2 separate regions of the Homo sapiens genome follow, and region 2 is linked to region 1. Evidence: chromatin loops called from intact Hi-C (ENCODE). Cell type or tissue: ovary. All regions are shown on one strand.

The links. Hi-C counts contacts between places; a loop is a spot of excess contacts. Peaks named below come from ENCODE experiments on the same cell type or tissue, not always from the same donor. Only the 100,000 strongest peaks of a DNase experiment are listed, where the experiment ranks them.
Region 2: a loop joins it to region 1, with 7 times the contacts of the local background. A loop is called at or near these places in 43 of 110 quality-filtered maps.

The regions. Positions count from the first base shown.
Region 1 is chr3:49,444,357-49,452,356 of GRCh38, forward strand. No RefSeq gene overlaps it. Among named protein-coding and RNA genes, the nearest start is that of NICN1, 19 kb to the left of the region's middle. RefSeq lists enhancers at 1-141, 4,629-4,768. In ovary, a CTCF peak has its summit at 4,914 (motif pointing left); a DNase peak (open chromatin) is centred at 4,935.
Region 2 is chr3:48,984,045-48,992,044 of GRCh38, forward strand. It overlaps ARIH2 (ariadne RBR E3 ubiquitin protein ligase 2), which reads left to right. Exons shown (of 16, transcript NM_006321.4): 16 at 1-2,338. It overlaps P4HTM (prolyl 4-hydroxylase, transmembrane), which reads left to right and starts at 6,197. Exons shown (of 9, transcript NM_177939.3): 1 at 6,197-6,566; 2 at 6,789-6,870. The coding sequence starts at 6,213. LOC124909376 (a long non-coding RNA gene) reads right to left here and starts at 5,828. Exons shown (of 2, transcript XR_007095903.1): 1 at 5,504-5,828; 2 at 1,441-1,689. RefSeq lists enhancers at 4,917-5,480, 5,481-6,043, 5,791-5,950, 6,608-7,169 and a silencer at 6,061-6,440. In ovary, CTCF peaks have their summits at 3,954 (motif pointing right), 5,906 and 6,105; DNase peaks (open chromatin) are centred at 3,979, 5,807, 6,470 and 6,899; H3K4me3 peaks cover 2,230 bases; H3K27ac peaks cover 3,582 bases.

The DNA.
Region 1 (8,000 bases):
CCCCAGGCTGGAGTGCAGTGGCATGATCTCGGCTCACTATAACCTCCACCTCCTGGGATCAAGCACTTCTCCTGCCTCAGCCTCCCAAGTAGCTGGGATCACAGGCGCCCACCACCACGCCTGGCTAATTTTTAGTATTTTTAGTAGAGACGGGGTTTCCCCATGTTGTCCAGGCTGGTCTCGAACTCCTGACCTCATGTGATCTGCCCGCCTCAGCCTCTCAAAGTGCTAGGATTTTGAAAGTGCCAGGCGTGAGCCACTGGGCCTGGCCATTTCTTATAATTTCTTTGTGTTCATTTATTTATTTATTGTCTTTTTTTTTTTTTTGGTGGAGAATGGGGTCTCGCTATATTGCCCAGGCAGGTCTGGAACTCCTGGGCTCAAGCTATTCTCCTGCCTCTGCCTACCTAAGAGCTGGGGTTACAGGTGTGAGCCACCACGCCCGGCCATTCATTCATTCATTCATTCTTTCTTTGAGACAAGGTCTGGCTCTGTTGCCCAGGCTGGAGTGCAGTGGCCTATCTCAGCCATCCTCCCACTTCAGCCTCCTGAATAGCTGGGACTACAAGCATAGGCCACCCTACCCAGCTAGTTTTTGTATTTTTTGTAGAGACTGGGTTTCATGGTGTTGCCAAGGCTGGTCTCGAAACCCTGAGCTCAAGCAATCTGCCCACCTCAACTTCCCAAAGTGTCCTTATATTTAAAGTAAGACTCTTGGGGGCAGCATATAGCTGGATCTTGTCTCTTTTAATCCATCTTCCAATCTTGTCAAAAACAAAATCACAACAAATTTAGTTTAAGGATCGCTTTTTTTTTTTTTTTGAGATGGAATTTTGCTCTTGTTGCCCAGATTGGAGTGGAATGGCGCAGTCTCAGGTCACTGCAACCTCTACCTCCCAGGTTCAAATGATTCTCCTGCCACAGCCTCCTGAGTAGCTGGGATTACAGGCACCCGCCACCACACCTGGCTAATTTTTGTATTTTTAGTAGAATCAGGGTTTCACCATGTTGGCCAGGCTGGTCTTGAACTCCTGACTTCAGGTGACCCACCTGTCTTGGACTCCCAAAGTGTTGGGATTACAGGCGTGAGCCACTGTGCCCAGCAAGGATCTCCTTTTTTTTCCTTTTTTCTTTTCTTTCTTTTTTTTTTTTTTTTCTGAGATAGAATCTCTGTCGCTCAGGCTGGAATGCAGTGGAGTGGCTCACTGAAGCCTTGAACTCCTGGGCTCAGGTGACTCTCCCATCTCAGCTTTCTGAGTAGCTGAGACTACAGGTGCACGCCACAGTGCCCAGCTAGTTTAAGGATCTTAACTGGCTTTTATCTATGATTCCACAATCAGGCAACACTTCATTCTATAAAATAGAATGAGGCTGGGCGTGGTGGCTCACGCCTGTAATCCCAACACTTTGGGAGGCTGAGGCAGGTGGATCTCTTGAGGCCAGGGGTTCAAGACCAGCCTGGCCAACATGGTGAAACCCCGTCTCTACTAAAAAATGCAAAAATTAGCCAGGTGTGGTGGCACATGCCTGTAATCCTAGCTACTCCAGAGGCTGAGGCACAAGAATCTCTTAAACCCGGAAGGTGGAGGTTGCAATAAGCTGAGATTGCGCCACTGCACTCCAGCTTGGGCAACAGAGTGAGGCTCTGTTTCAAAAAAATAAAATAAAATAAAATACAGTGAGTGTTCTGATGAACTGAGCAGAGCAGTTTGGCTGCGTAGGCAGAAAAGGGTTGAGGAAAGCAGAAACAGTGAACAAAAGGGGATTGGTTCTTTCAAAAGTATGTTCTTTGTAGAGGTTAAAGCAGAGGGAATTTCTCTATCATGTTGTCTAAAATTGACTTGTTTGGAGATTTGGCTATTATCTCTCTCTCTCCTGATTTCTTTTCTTTTTCTTTCTTTCTTTTTTTTTTTTGAGATGGAGTTTTGCTCTTGTTGCCCAGGCTGGAGTGCAATGGCATGATCTTCACTCACTGCAACCTCTGCCTCCTGGGTTCAAGCAATTCTCCTGCCTCAGCCTCCCAAGTAGCTGGGATTACAGGTATGCGCCACCACGCCGGGCTGATTTTGTATTTTTAGTAGAGATGGAGTTTCTTCATGTTGGTCAGGCTGGTCTTGAACTTCTGACCTCTAGTGATCCGCCTGCCTCGCCCTCACAAAGTCCTGGGATTACAGGCATGAGCCACTGCACTCGGCCTCTCTCTCCTAATTTCTTGGAAGATTAGATAAATAATTTAGTTGCAGCTTCGTGGAATGGCACTTCAGCACAAGTAACTCAATTTTGGTTTGGTCTTTTGGGCCTAGTACAGGAGTTCTACCCAAACCAATGGCCTGCTATAAATATGATTTAATACTCAGGTGACCCACCCGGCCTATTGTTTATAGGCAAATAGTAGCCGGGTGCTGTGGCTCACACCTGTAATCCCAAAACTTTGGGAGGCCAGGGCAGGCGGGTCACCAGAGGTCAGGAGTTAGAGAACAGCCTGGGCAACATGGCAAAACCCCATCTCCACAAACATTGCAAAAAAAAAGAAAAATTAGCTGGGTGTGGTTGCACACACCTGTAGTCCCAGCTACTCAGGGGGTTGAGGCAGGAGGATCACTTGAGCCCAGAAGGTCAAGGCTGTAGTGACATATGATCTCAGCATTGCAGTCCAGCCTGGGTGACAGAGTGAGACCCTGTCTCAATAAAAAGAAAACAAACAAAAAGAAATAGTTTAAAGTTTTCTCAGTTTTAATTTCTAATATCATAAACATAGATAGATATAACTCATAGTTAAAGTCTCCCTTAGGCTGGGCGAGGTGACTCACAACTGTAATCCAAGCACTTTGGGAGGCCCAATCAGGAGGATCACTTGCACCCAGAAGTTTAAGACCAGCCTTGGCAACAGAGGGAAACCTCATCTCTACCAAAAAAAAAAAAAAAAAAAAAAAAATTGGTGGGCATGGTGGTACACGCCTGTAGTCCCAGCTACTCGGGAGACCGAGGCACAAGAGGATTGCTTGAGCTGGAGAGTTTTAGCCTGCAGTGAGCCATGATTATATTACTGCACTCTAGCCTGGGCAACAGAGCAAGACCCTATCTCAAAATAACTAAATAAATAAAAAGTCTCGGCTGGGCAAGGTGGCCCATGCCTGTAATCCCAGCACTTTGGAAGGCCAAGGCAGGTGGATCACTTGAGGCCGGGAGTTCAAGACCAGACTGGCCAACATAGAGAAACCCTGTCTCTACTAAAAATACAAAAAATTAGCCAGGCGTGGTGGCGGGCGCCTGTAGTCCCAGTTACTAGGGAGGCTGAGGCAGGAGAATGGCATGAACCCGGGAGGTGGAACTTGCAGTGAGCCGAGATTGCACCACTGCACTCCATCCAGCCTGGGCGACAGAGCGAGACTCCATCTCAAAAAAAAAAAATTATCTGGGTGTGGTAGCATCTGCCTGTAAATCCCAGCTACTCGGGAAGGCTGAGACATGAGAATCGATTGAACCTGGGAGGTGGAGGCTGCAGTGTGCCATGATCATGCCACTAAACTCTAACCTGGGCGACATAGTGAGGCCAGACACGGTGGCTCACGCCTGTAATCCCAGCACTTTGGGAGGCCAAGGCAGGTGGATCATCTGAGGTCAGGAGATCAAGACCAGCCTGACCAACATGGTGAAACCCCGTCTCTACTAAAAATACAAAAATTAGCTGGGTGTGGTGGTGGGCACCTGTAATTCCAGCTACTTGGGAGGCTGAGGCAGGAAAATCACTTGAACCCAGGAGGTGGAGTTTGCAATGAGCCAAAAATCATGCCATTGCACTCCAGCCTGGGTAGCAGAGCAAGACTCCGTCTCAAAAAAAAAAAAAAAGAAAAAAAGAAAGAAAGAAATAGGTTAAATTTATTTTAATAGGATATTTCACTTGTATATAAAAGATGATCATTTCAACATAAAAATTAATGTTTAAAATATTAGTTTAGGTCATTTTTTCCATACGAAATATTTGACATTGGTGTATATTTTACACTTACAGCACATCTCAATTTGAACTAGCCACATTTCTTTTATTTTTATTTTTATTTTTTTTAGATGGAGTTTCGCTCTGTCGCCCAGGCTGGAGTGCAGTGGCACGATCTCGGCTCACTGCAACCTCCGCCTTCCTGGTTCAAGCGATTTTCCGGCTTAGCCTCCCAAGTAGCTGGGACTATAGGGGCACCCACGCCCGGCTAATTTTTTGTATTTAAGTAGAGACGGGGTTTCACCGTGTTGCCCAGGCTGGTCGCGAACTCCTGAGCTCAGGCAATCCGCCCGCCTTGGCCTCCCAAAGTGCTGGGATTACAGGCGTGAGCCACAGCGCCTGGCCCTTTTTTTTTTTTGAGATGGAGTCTCGCTCTGTCGCCCAGGCTGGAGTGCAGTGGCGCGATCTCGGCTCACTGCAACCTCCGCCTCCCAGGTTCAAGCGATTCTCCTGCCTCGGCCTCCTGAGTAGCTGGGATTACAGGCACCCGCCACCACGCCCGGCTAATTTTTGTATTTTTAGTAGAGACGGGGTTTTACCATGTTGGTCAGGCTGGTCTCGAACTCCTGACCTCGTTCGTATTCTGCCCACCTCGGCCTCCCAAAGTGCTGGGATTACAGGCATGAGCCACCGCGTCCCGCGGACTAGCCACATTTCAAGTGCTCAGTAGCCATGTGTAAACTGGTGACTATCATATTTGACAACACATCTCTAAAATGCACCCCTTGTAAAAGTAGGACTTTGTCTTGTTCATGGCCAAATTCTCAGTGTCTAGAATAGGCCTTGGCACATAGGTGTTTAGTTGGTGTTTAATTAGTGAATGATGACCTTCCGTTTCCTTGGCACCATTTCCTGCGACCAGTCCCTATCTCAGGTCTCCGAGAACAGTCTCTAACCTGGCAACCCTCAGATATAATAAGGACAGTTAGCGCCATCTGCTGGAAGATGGAGCATCACCTGCCTCTGAGAATCAAGCTCATCTATCCAAGGCTGATGGGGCCTGGAATGATATTCCTTACCTTAACCTCGGATCCCCAACTTTCCAAAGGTTTTTCTCTGCTCTTATGTCCTAGCATTACCAAGACAATGAAAAATAACAACACTGTGCCAGGCTCCCTTTTGTATGGTCCACACCTGAATTCTGGAAATGGCTGGCTGAAAGAGTATTTTGCAAGCCCATTCATTCTCTGCCCAGCCCTTTTTTTTTCTTCCTTCCTTCCCTTCTTCTTTCTTTCTTTTCCTCCCTCCCTCCTTCCCTCCTTCCTTCCTTCCCTCCCTCCTTCCTTCCTTCTCTCTCTTTCTTTCCAGAGACCCATAAAGACTGCCCACAGCCTTCAAGGTAAGAACTCCTGCCCTCAGAGGATGTATGCATAAACTTGTAGTAAATGGGTCAGGCGTGGCAGCTCACATTTGTAATCCCAGGACTTTGGGAGCCCGAGGCAGGCGGACCACAAGGTCAGGAGTTTGAGACCAGCCTGGCCAACATGGTGAAACCCCGTCTCGCTCTTTTTTTTTTTTTGAGACGGAGTCTTGCTTTGTTGCCAGGCTGCAGCACAGTGATGTGATCTCGGCTCACTGCAACCTTCACCTCCTGGGTTCAAGCGATTCTCTTGCCTCAGCCTCCCGAGTAGCTGGGAATACAGTTGCATGCCACCACGCTCAGCTAATTTTTGTATTTTTAGTAGAGAAGAGGTTTCACCATGTTGGCCAGGATGGTCTCGATCTCCTGACCTCATGATCCGCCCGCCTCGGCCTCCCAAAGTGCTGGGATTACAGGCGTGAGCCACCATGCCCAGCCAGGGGAAACCCTGTCTCTACTAAAAATACAAAAAATAGCCGGGCGTGGTGGTATGCGTCTGTAATCCCAGCTTCTCGGGAGGCTGAGGCAGGAGAATCCCTTGAACCTGGGAGGGGGAGGTTGCAGTGAGCTGAGATCGAGCCATTGCACTTCAGCCTGGGCGACGAGAGCGAGACTCCGTCTCAAAAAAAAAAAAAAAAAGAAAGAAAAGAAACTGAGTGGAAAGGTAAGAAAACTGAATGGAAAAATAGGAAGATTGAATAACTTGCTCAAAGCCACACAGCTGATGAGTGGTCATAGAATCCTTCTGCCAAATTGTATATAGATCTAGTTTCAGCTTTATGATTTTTTTTATTTAACAAATATTTTGCTGGGTACAGTGGCTCATGCCTGTAATCCCAGCACTTTGGGAGGGTGAGGCAGGAGGATTGCTTGATCCCAGGAGTTTGAGGCCAGGCTGGGCAACATAGTGAGACCCTGTCTCTAAAAAAAATAAATAAATATAGGCCTGGCACGGTGGCTCACACCTGTAATCCCAATGCTTTGTGAGGCCAAGGCGGGTGGATCACCTGAGGCCAGGAGTTTGAGACCAGCCTAGCCAACATTGTGAAACCCCGTCTCTCCTAAAAATACAAAAGTTAGCAAGGCATGATGACCTGTAGTCCCAGCTACTCGGGAGGCTGAGGCAGGAGAATCGCTTGAACCCAGGAGGCAGAGGCTGCCGTGAGCCAAGATCGCGCCACAGCACTCAAACCTGGGCACCACAGAGCAAGACTCTGTCTCAAAAGAAAAAACAAACGAATATATATATATATAAAATAAAAAACTATTATTTACTGAACACTTTTCTCACAGAAACATACAGCAAAGGTTCTCCTCTCATAGAGCTTTTGTTTGTTTGTTTGTTTTTTGAGACGGAGTCTCGCTCTGTCTCCCAGGCTGGAGTGCAGTGTAAACCCAGCACCACTACGGGAGGCAGAGGTGGGTGGATCACTTGAGGTCAGGAGTTCGAGACCAGCCTGGCCAACATGATGAAATCTCATCTCTACTAAAAACACACACACAAAATTAGTTGGGCGTTGTGGCAGGCGCCCGTAATCCCAGCTACTCAGGAGGCCGAGGCAGGAGAATTGTTTGAACCCGGGAGGCAGAGTTTGTAGTGAGCTGAAATTGCGCCATTGCACTCCAGCCTGGGCCACAGAGCAAGACTATGTCTCAAAAAAATAAAATAAAATAAAATAAAATAGGCCGGGCGCAGTGGCTCACGCCTGTAATCCAAGCACTTTGGGAGGCCGAGGTGGGCAGATCACCTGAGGTTAGGAGTTCGAGACCAGACTCAGCATGGAGAAACCCCATCTCTACTAAAAATACGAAATTAGCTAGGCATGGTGGTGCATGCTTGTAATCCCAGCTACTCGGGAGGCTGAGGCAGGAGAATTGCTTGAACCTGGGAGGCAGAGGTTGCGGTGAGCTGAGATTGCGCCATGGCACTCCAGCCTGGGCAACAAAAGCGAAACTCTGTCTCAAAAAATAATAATAATAATAAAATAAAATAGTTCTTTGCGAGGCTGAGGTGGGAAGATTGCTTGAGCACAGGAGTTCAAGACTGCAGTGGGCCGTGATCGCCCCACTGTACTCCAGCCTGGGCCACCAAACAAGATCTGTCCAAAAAAACAAAACAAAACAAAAAGCCAGGCATGGTGGCTCATGCCTGTAATCACAACACATTGGGAGGCCAAGGTGGGTGGATCACCTGAGGTCAGGAGTTCAAGACCAGTCTGGCCATCATAGGGAAACCCTGTCTCTACTAAAAATACAAAAAATTGGCCAGGCGTAGTGGCTCATGCCTGTAATCCCAGCACTTTGGGAGGCCGAGGCGGGAGAATCACCTGAGGTTGTGAATTCGAGACCAGCTTGGCCAACATGGTGAAACCCCATCTCTATTAAAAATACAAAAATTGGCCGGGCGCGGTGGCTCACGCCTGTAATCCCAGCACTTTGGGAGGCCGAGGCGGGTAGATCACGAGGTCAGGAGATCGAGACCATCGTGGCTAACACAGCGAAACCCTGTCTCTACTAAAAATACAAAAAAATTAGCCGGGCGTGGTGTCGGGCGCCTGTAGTCCCAGCTACTCGGGAGACTGAGGCAGGACAATGGCGTGAACCTGGAAGGCGGAGCTTGCAGTGAGCCGAGCTTGCACCACT
Region 2 (8,000 bases), 460 kb before region 1:
GGGTTGGGCCTGTGGCCCCCCAAACTAGGGGGTGTGGGTTCATCACAGTGTTGCCTTTTGTCTCCTAAAGATAGGGATCTACTTTTGAAGGGAATTGTTCCTCCCAAATAAATTTGCTTTACCTTGGTCCTTTCTTTTGTGCCAGTATTCAAGTGGTATAGCTCTGAGCAGGGTCACATTTGGCCAAACCTGACACTGTCTTGCTGCATTCTCCTTTGGCAAACATCAGGGTCAGAATTCAGGATAGCCCTTCCTAGGGCACTGGACTTTCTGGCATGGGGGCTGTGTTTGCACAAGTTATTTTCATGTTACCTGGAGAGTGTCCAGAGGCTGCTCTGAGGCTGAGGTGTGTTCCCCCTTGCCTGGTTCCAGCTGTCAGAGGGATACCATCCTAGGGTCTGGGAATCCAAGGCCACGAGACTCCTTGGTTTGTGGTCCGAGATCCTGTACTAAGGAGGGTCTGGCCAGAGGAACAGACCAGCTTTTGCACAATGAAGCGCAAGGGAACAAGTGGTTTGCCTGGTGTCCTACCTGTCCTGAACCTGGTCCTGTGGGCCATTGAAAAGTTAGATCTGTGATCTCTGGGGTTTTTGTGGCTTTGTTCAATGCTTCCACTCTAGGGCAGGCAGAGCAGTCTATACTCTCCCAAGCCTGCTTGACCTCCAAGTAGAGCTGATACAGAGATCTGTGAATATTGTGATAGAAATTCTTTGGTATTCATACATTTCAGCTGCAAGTCAGCAATTTCCCAGGTACCATGTAAGCTATAAAACAGTCATTCTTAAAGACAGAGGATAGCTGTGACTCATGGGATCATGAGGTCCATGGCTGGTTGCAGGTTCCCTTTTTCCTTCCTCAGGTTTTGTCTCTTCCTGTGTTGTCCCCAGCAAGGGAGAGACTGTGGGGTGGATTGGGAGAACAGATTAGGAGTATAGCAAATGAACCCAGAATGGAACAGTGGGGAGCTAACTGTGAATGAGGAGAGTACCTGCTGCAGGACCTGGAGGTCAGGTGTGAATGCTGTATTGGCACAGGGAATAAATATCCTGGCGTCTGGAGCCTTCACCTCTCCGTCAAGTCCTTCCTGTGATACTGCCATGGCACAGGATCTGAGTTGCAGCTCTGCACCCTAAATCACACCCTGGGCATTGTCTGGGCTGCAGGGCTGCCAGGTTCTGTACTTGTGTCCAGCTGTGGCCCTGGATGCTGGAGCTGGAGGGTTTTCTGTGCTCAGACTGTAGCCTGTAGCTCTTGGCCTGTGTAGAGCCCCCTCCTGTGCCCTCAGTGGCTGTCGTTTGTTAACATCATCAGGAAGATGGGAAAGGTCAGGCAGAATTTTTCTGCCCTACAAAGGGTGGAAGAGAAAGGACACAGTATTTTCATGAATTTACCATATATCTTTGTTTTTCTTCAACGAAAAAGTTAATTGAGGCAATGTCATCTGCTCAAAGTTGAGTGGTTTATTCACAATAAACTGTAAGTTTCTGATTATAAAAATGTGTCTAGAGTCTTTCTTCATGGGGTCTAGGTAGTCTTCTGAGCCCACAGGGGTCTGGCCAGTGAACACCAGAGGAGTGCCTTCCTATCAGTCAGCCCCTTCTTCCAGAGGGCTGTGGAGGCCCCAGTGGCCAAACTCGGCTCTGTTTTCCCTTTCTGGCTGTTGGGGGAGAGGGCACCTGTAAGTGATCCCTGTGGAATGAAGTAGAAAATCCTGCCAGTTTTCCGCTCTCCTCTCCCTCAGTACAGGCTGAATCATTCCCCACCACAGATAGATCCCAGGGTTGTGGTAGAGTACTGATATAAATGTCCCAACCCCCCCATTCTGAGACCTCCGGACCCCTCCAAAGCAGACATGGGAATGTAGGGCTGTGGAATATGGCAGGGTGAACTCCAGCTTCACGGGAGCCCTAAGGGTTATGAAGAGACAACTTGGGGCAGAAACAAGTGTGGAGTCTAATCTCAAGGGTGAAGGACAGGAAATGAGGTTTGGATTGATTAAGGGGGTCCACATTTGTGGTGTCAGAAGTGGCAGTAGTGTCAGTGATAAGTAGCTCAGGGGTAGAGTGGAGGCTCCATAGCTGTGGGCAACATGCACAGGGCACCTGTGGCTAGAAGAGGCCTCATACATTGCCAGTCTGAACTCCGCAGCTCTTCCTCTGGACCTCAGGTGTGCCAAGCCCCACGCTTGGCACCTGGGCATACAGTGGTATGCAAGTGATTCACGTGCTCTAGCTTCCAGGAGCTTCCAATCCATGGGGAACATAGAAGGAATTGATCACTAGTGAATGTTTGTTTTTTGTTTTGAGACAGTCTCGCTCTATCGCCCAGACTGGAGTACAGTGGCATGATCTCTGCTCACTGCGGCCTCCACTCCTGGGCTCAATTATTCTGCTTCAGCTCCCCGAGTAGCTGGGACCAGTGTGTGCCACCATGCTCCCCTAATTTTTGTATTTTTTTTTGTAGAGACAGGGTCTTGCCATGTTGCCCAGACTGGTCTCAAACTCCTGAGTTCAAGCTATCTTCCTGCCTTGGCCTCCCAAAGTGCTGGGATTACAGGCATGAGCCACTACACCCAGCCCACTAGTGAATGTTTTTACTGGAGCAGCAAGGCCAGGAGCAAAGGACCACCCATGCTCAGGGCCACTCCTGCAGATCAGTGGGGCCAGGGTACTATGGCCTTGGCACCATACCTTTGGCAATCCTAAAAAGAGAGAAGATAGCACCTTCTAGCGAAGTCAGGAGGGATTTTCCATGTAGCCCACAGGGGTTTACACAATAAGCATCTGAGCATCTCCTGTATAACAGGCTCTGCTTGGGGCGGGATAGAAAGTGATAGAAGTGGGACCTCACAAAGACAATCACACTAATGTTAACTGAGAACATACCCATTTAGTCCTCACAGCAGCCCCTTGAGGTAGGTGCTGTCATCATCCACATTACACAGCCATTTAAAATGAGTTAGGGGCCTGGCGTGGTGGCTCATGCCTATAATCCCAGCACTTCAGGAGGCTGAGACTGGAGAACTGCTTGAGCCCTGGGAGTTCATGACCAGCCTGGACAACAGGGAGATCTCTTCCTACAAAAATAAAAAATAAAAATTAGCTGGGCGTGGTGCTGCACACCTGTAATCCCAGCTACTTGGGAGGCTGAGCTAGGAGGATTGCTTGGGCCTGGGGGTAGGTGCTGCAGAAAGCTGTGATCACACCACTGCACTCCAGCCTGGGTGACAGAGCAAGACCCTGTCTTAAACAGGCCAGGCGTGGTGGCTCATGCCTGTAATCCCAGCACTTTGGGAGGCCGAGGGGGCGGATCACCTGCAGTCAGGAGTTTGAGACCAGCCTGACCAACATGGTGAAACCCCACCTCTACTAAAATATACAAAAAATTAGCCAGGCCTGGTGGTAGGTGCCTGTAATCCCAGCTACTCTGGAGGCTGAGGCAGGGGAATAGCTTCAACCCAGAAGGCAGAGGTTGCAGTAAGCTGAGATCGCGCCACTGCACTCCAGCCTGGGCACGACAGAGCGAGACTGTCTAAAAAAAAAAAAAAAAAAAAAAAAGGCCAGGCACAGTGGCTCACTCCTGTAATCCCAGCACTTTGGGAGGCCAAGGCAAGGAGATCGAGAACATCCTGGCTAACACAGTGAAACCCCATCTCTACTAAAAAACAAATACAAAAAAATTAGCCGGGCGTGGTGGCAGGCACCTGTAGTCCCAGCTACTCAGGAGGCTGAGGCAGGAGAATGGCGTGAACCCGGGAGGCAGAGCTTGCAGTCAGCCGAGATGGCACCACTGCACTCCAGCCTGGGCGACAGAGCGAGACTCCACCTCAAAAAAAAAAAAGAATACAGATCAATAGAAGGCCTGGATTTGGTAGTATGTATTGTCATGGCATCAAAGGGCCAGGCTTTTAAAAGACTGAGAAATTCTGGTTTCTGATGTGGTTGTGAAATTCCCACAGCTGACAGCAGGTGGAGCAGCCCTGCAACCTGCTTGCTTTCTGTTGTCTGGCAATGAGCTATCAGTACCTGTGCTTAGTGGTAGGCCTAGTTCAGGTAATAGGTGTAAGAATGGAGTTCAGGAAAATAGGTTAAGCAAAGTACAGATTTTATGGTGATCAAATTCTAGTTTTTAAAAGGCTAGAGGGGCCGGTCGCGGTGGCTCATGCCTGTAATCCCAGCACTTTGGGAGGCCAAGGCGGGCGGATCACGAGGTCAGGAGTTTGAGACCAGCTTGGCCAACATGGTGAAACCCCATCTTTATTAAAAATATAAAAATTAGCTGGGCGTGGTGGCACGTGCCTGTAATCCCAGCTACTTGGGAGGCTGAGGCAGGAGAATTGCTTGAACCCGGGAGGCAGAGGTTGCAGTGAGCCGAGATGAAGCCACTGCACTCCAGCCTGGGTGACAGAGCAAGACTCTGTCTCGGGGAAAAAAAAAAAAGGCTAGAGGGAAATAGTCTCAACTTCATTCCAGAAAAGGTATGAGAAAGCCATGAGATCCTTGGTAAAATTATGGTTCTGTTGGTTGGTTTATTATATTTAAGAATTTAGGAGATTTGGTCTGGGTGTGGTGCCTTATGTCTGTAATTCCAGCACTTTGGGAGGCCAAGGTGGGTGGAACACCTGAGGTCACGAGTTTGAGACCAGCCTGGCCAACATGGTGAAACCCTGTCTCTACTAAAAATATAAAAATTAGCCGGGCATTGTGGCGGGCACCTGTAGTCCCAGCTACTTGGGAGGCTGAGACAGGAGAATTGCTTGAACCCGGGAGGCGGAGCTTTCGGTGAGCTGAGATCACACCACTGTACTCCAGCCTGGCGACAGAGCGAGACTCTGTATCAAAAAAAAAAAAAAAATTATAATTAAAAAATTAAAACTAAATAATAATAAATAAAAATACAAAAAAAAAAATTGGCCCGCCATGGTGGCGCATGCCAGCTACTTGGTAGGCTGAGGCAGGAGAATTGCTTGAACCCGGAAGGCAGAGGTTGCAGTGAGCCAAGATCGCGCCACTGCACTCCAGCCTGGGCGACAGAGTGAGACTCCGTCACACACACACAAAAAATCTTAGAAGAAAGAGGTGGGCCTGCCCTTGGAGCCCCTGGCCTGCCTTGACTTGAGGGGACTAGAAAATGCAGACTATGCTTTGCTATGGGGAAGGGAGAGGAGATGGGAGTAGAGGTAGTGGGGGTCTTAACCAGGGTAGGGAGAAACCACCAGTGTGACCTGCCTTAAAAGTGTTGCTCTTGCCTGCAAGTCCACCTCGGGGAGGGGGGTCAGCTTCTGCCCTGAGGGCGTGTAGTAATCTCTTCCTGAGGATAACCAGCTCTAGAAGAGCAGGGATGCCTTGGCACTTGACCACTGGTAGGTATGTCCTCCCCCCACCCCCGTTTTTGGTGATAATCTGTTTAATTTTTCTCTGAGGTAATGGTGTCTCAGTTATGGAAGAGTCCCTTCCCGCCTCTTCACACGTGCCAGCTTTGATGCAAGGAGTGTTCCATATACCTGAGCACTGGTTCATTCCTGCGGGCTGCCATGGGGGGCTCACTTTCCTGATGCCAGGGCTCCTCCAGGATGCCCCCTCTGACGGCCTATGAAACCTTGCACATCAGGCAGCTTCTTCCTAAGGCCTGCCTGACTCCGGCGAGACTTCCCGGGAGATCCGGACCGACCGCGGAACCGAGCTCCAAGAATGCCTGCGAGGAGGCTGTGGGTCCTACCCTATCGCCGCTTACGCAGTCCCAGCCTCCGCGGCGCCCCCAAATGCCGCACTGTTGAGTCATCTCAGCGCTGCCTCCTCCGCGCTGCGCTCCCCACCCCCGCTCCTGGAGCAAGAAGATGCAGACGATACTTTTCCCGGAGGCAAGAGGGCGTCTTCACGCAGGCACCGAGAAGCTCCCACTAGTGTATGCCTTAATGGTGCCGCTCTTGTCCGCGTCTACGCTTGGGACCTTGGCTTCTGACTTGGAGAGTGTACAGCTCTGCCCGACGGCAACCCAGCTTGGGAAGAGAAGCCCCAGCGTGGGCTGGGGCTCAAGGCGCAGGAAGGCCGAGCCCGGCGCGGACGCAGGCGGCTCCGGGCGGGCTCAGCACCCCCAGGCACCGTCTCCTAGTGACCGCGGCGCTCGCGGGCCTGGCGGCCGTTGTCCGGGCGACTGCGCAGCGCGGGCACCCCCGCGGCCCCTCCCCTGGGCGCGCGCGCGACCTGGGTGCCATGGCGGCAGCGGCGGTGACAGGCCAGCGGCCTGAGACCGCGGCGGCCGAGGAGGCCTCGAGGCCGCAGTGGGCGCCGCCAGACCACTGCCAGGCTCAGGCGGCGGCCGGGCTGGGCGACGGCGAGGACGCACCGGTGCGTCCGCTGTGCAAGCCCCGCGGCATCTGCTCGCGCGCCTACTTCCTGGTGCTGATGGTGTTCGTGCACCTGTACCTGGGTAACGTGCTGGCGCTGCTGCTCTTCGTGCACTACAGCAACGGCGACGAAAGCAGCGATCCCGGGCCCCAACACCGTGCCCAGGGCCCCGGGCCCGAGCCCACCTTAGGTCCCCTCACCCGGCTGGAGGGCATCAAGGTGAGGACCTCCCTGCCCCGCCGCGCTCCAGGCCCTGCACGGCTGAGCCCGAGAGGACCGGCGCTCAGCCCGGGTCCCCACGCTGCCCCCGGCGCTGCTCTGCGTCGGTCCCGCGCGCTCCCACTCACTCGCCTGCTGTCGCTCTCCGGGCCGGGGCGACTTGGCCCTTCTTGGGCAGCGCGGTCTGGCGCCCCAGCTGCCCGCTGTGCGCCTTTTCCTTAGGTGGGGCACGAGCGTAAGGTCCAGCTGGTCACCGACAGGGATCACTTCATCCGAACCCTCAGCCTCAAGCCGCTGCTCTTCGGTAAGTCCGCCAGATACTCCTGGGAAGGGCCAGGGGCTGCGGTTTGGTGGCCACCTTGAGGCTCGTTGTGACCACGTGACCTCTATTTTGAAAATGGCTGCTTCAGAGCAGCCCTTCCAGAGGATTACCAAAGTGAAGGACCTTCCCCGTCCTCGAAATAGGGTAACACTCCCTCTTATCCCAACTCCCTGCAGTCCATTCTTCCATCACAGGGCTGGCAGGGTGAGCCTGAGGCTGGTGTCTAAACGTTTCATTGCACCTGTCTTCCGTGCCACCATTAATTCTGTCACCTTCTAGAACTGGGAGGAAGGTGGGAGACTGATAACCAGCTTTCTGCCGACCTCAGGACCTCTGGGGAAAATCCCACTGCCGAAGTGGGCCTTGTGGTCTGATGAGAAGCAGGCCGTCCAAATGTAGATAAACTGGTACCCCCCCAGCCTCCTCCACTGGAGTACCAGTCAGAGGCTCAGCTTTTGCTGCCAGCACTCTGAGATTCTTCTTAAGGTGAAGTCTTTGTTCAGCCATCATGGGCAAAGCTTTCTAGGGTGACTCCAGTTGGAGCCACAACATAGCTCATCGTTTCTGAGCTCTAGTTATGTGCTTGCCTTCATATGATTATTTCATTTAATTCCTGCAACCCCTCTGTGAAGTGGGTGTAGATCCTACTCAGGCCAGTGAGGGGGAAAGTTAGGGACAGAGAGCTGCTGTGGCTTGGCCAGGCTGACACGGTTACTTCAGTGGTGAAGCTAGGATTAGAACCCACATAGCCTGCCTCTAAGGCCTATGCAGTAAAGCCACAGTGCGAGCTGTGAAGACCCCAGAGTCCTTCAAAGACCACCAGTGTCAACTGGGTGGGGACCCCTAGTCCCATGGACATTGTCCAGGGTGTTTGTGTAGCCCAGCCCTGGGTACCTGGCCTCCGTGACAAACATATTTGCAAACCCAGGGCCATTCCTGCCTGCCGGGGGATGGAATGGGTTAGGAGCTGGGGCCAAAGTAGAACATCTGAGCACAAGTCATTACCTCCAAGGCAGAGGGTCCTGGTTGGGGATTATGCCTAGACCTGTCAGAATGATGTCATATGCATGCTGTTTGTAGGGAAATAGATTATGCTGTCAGTCCTGTTGTGG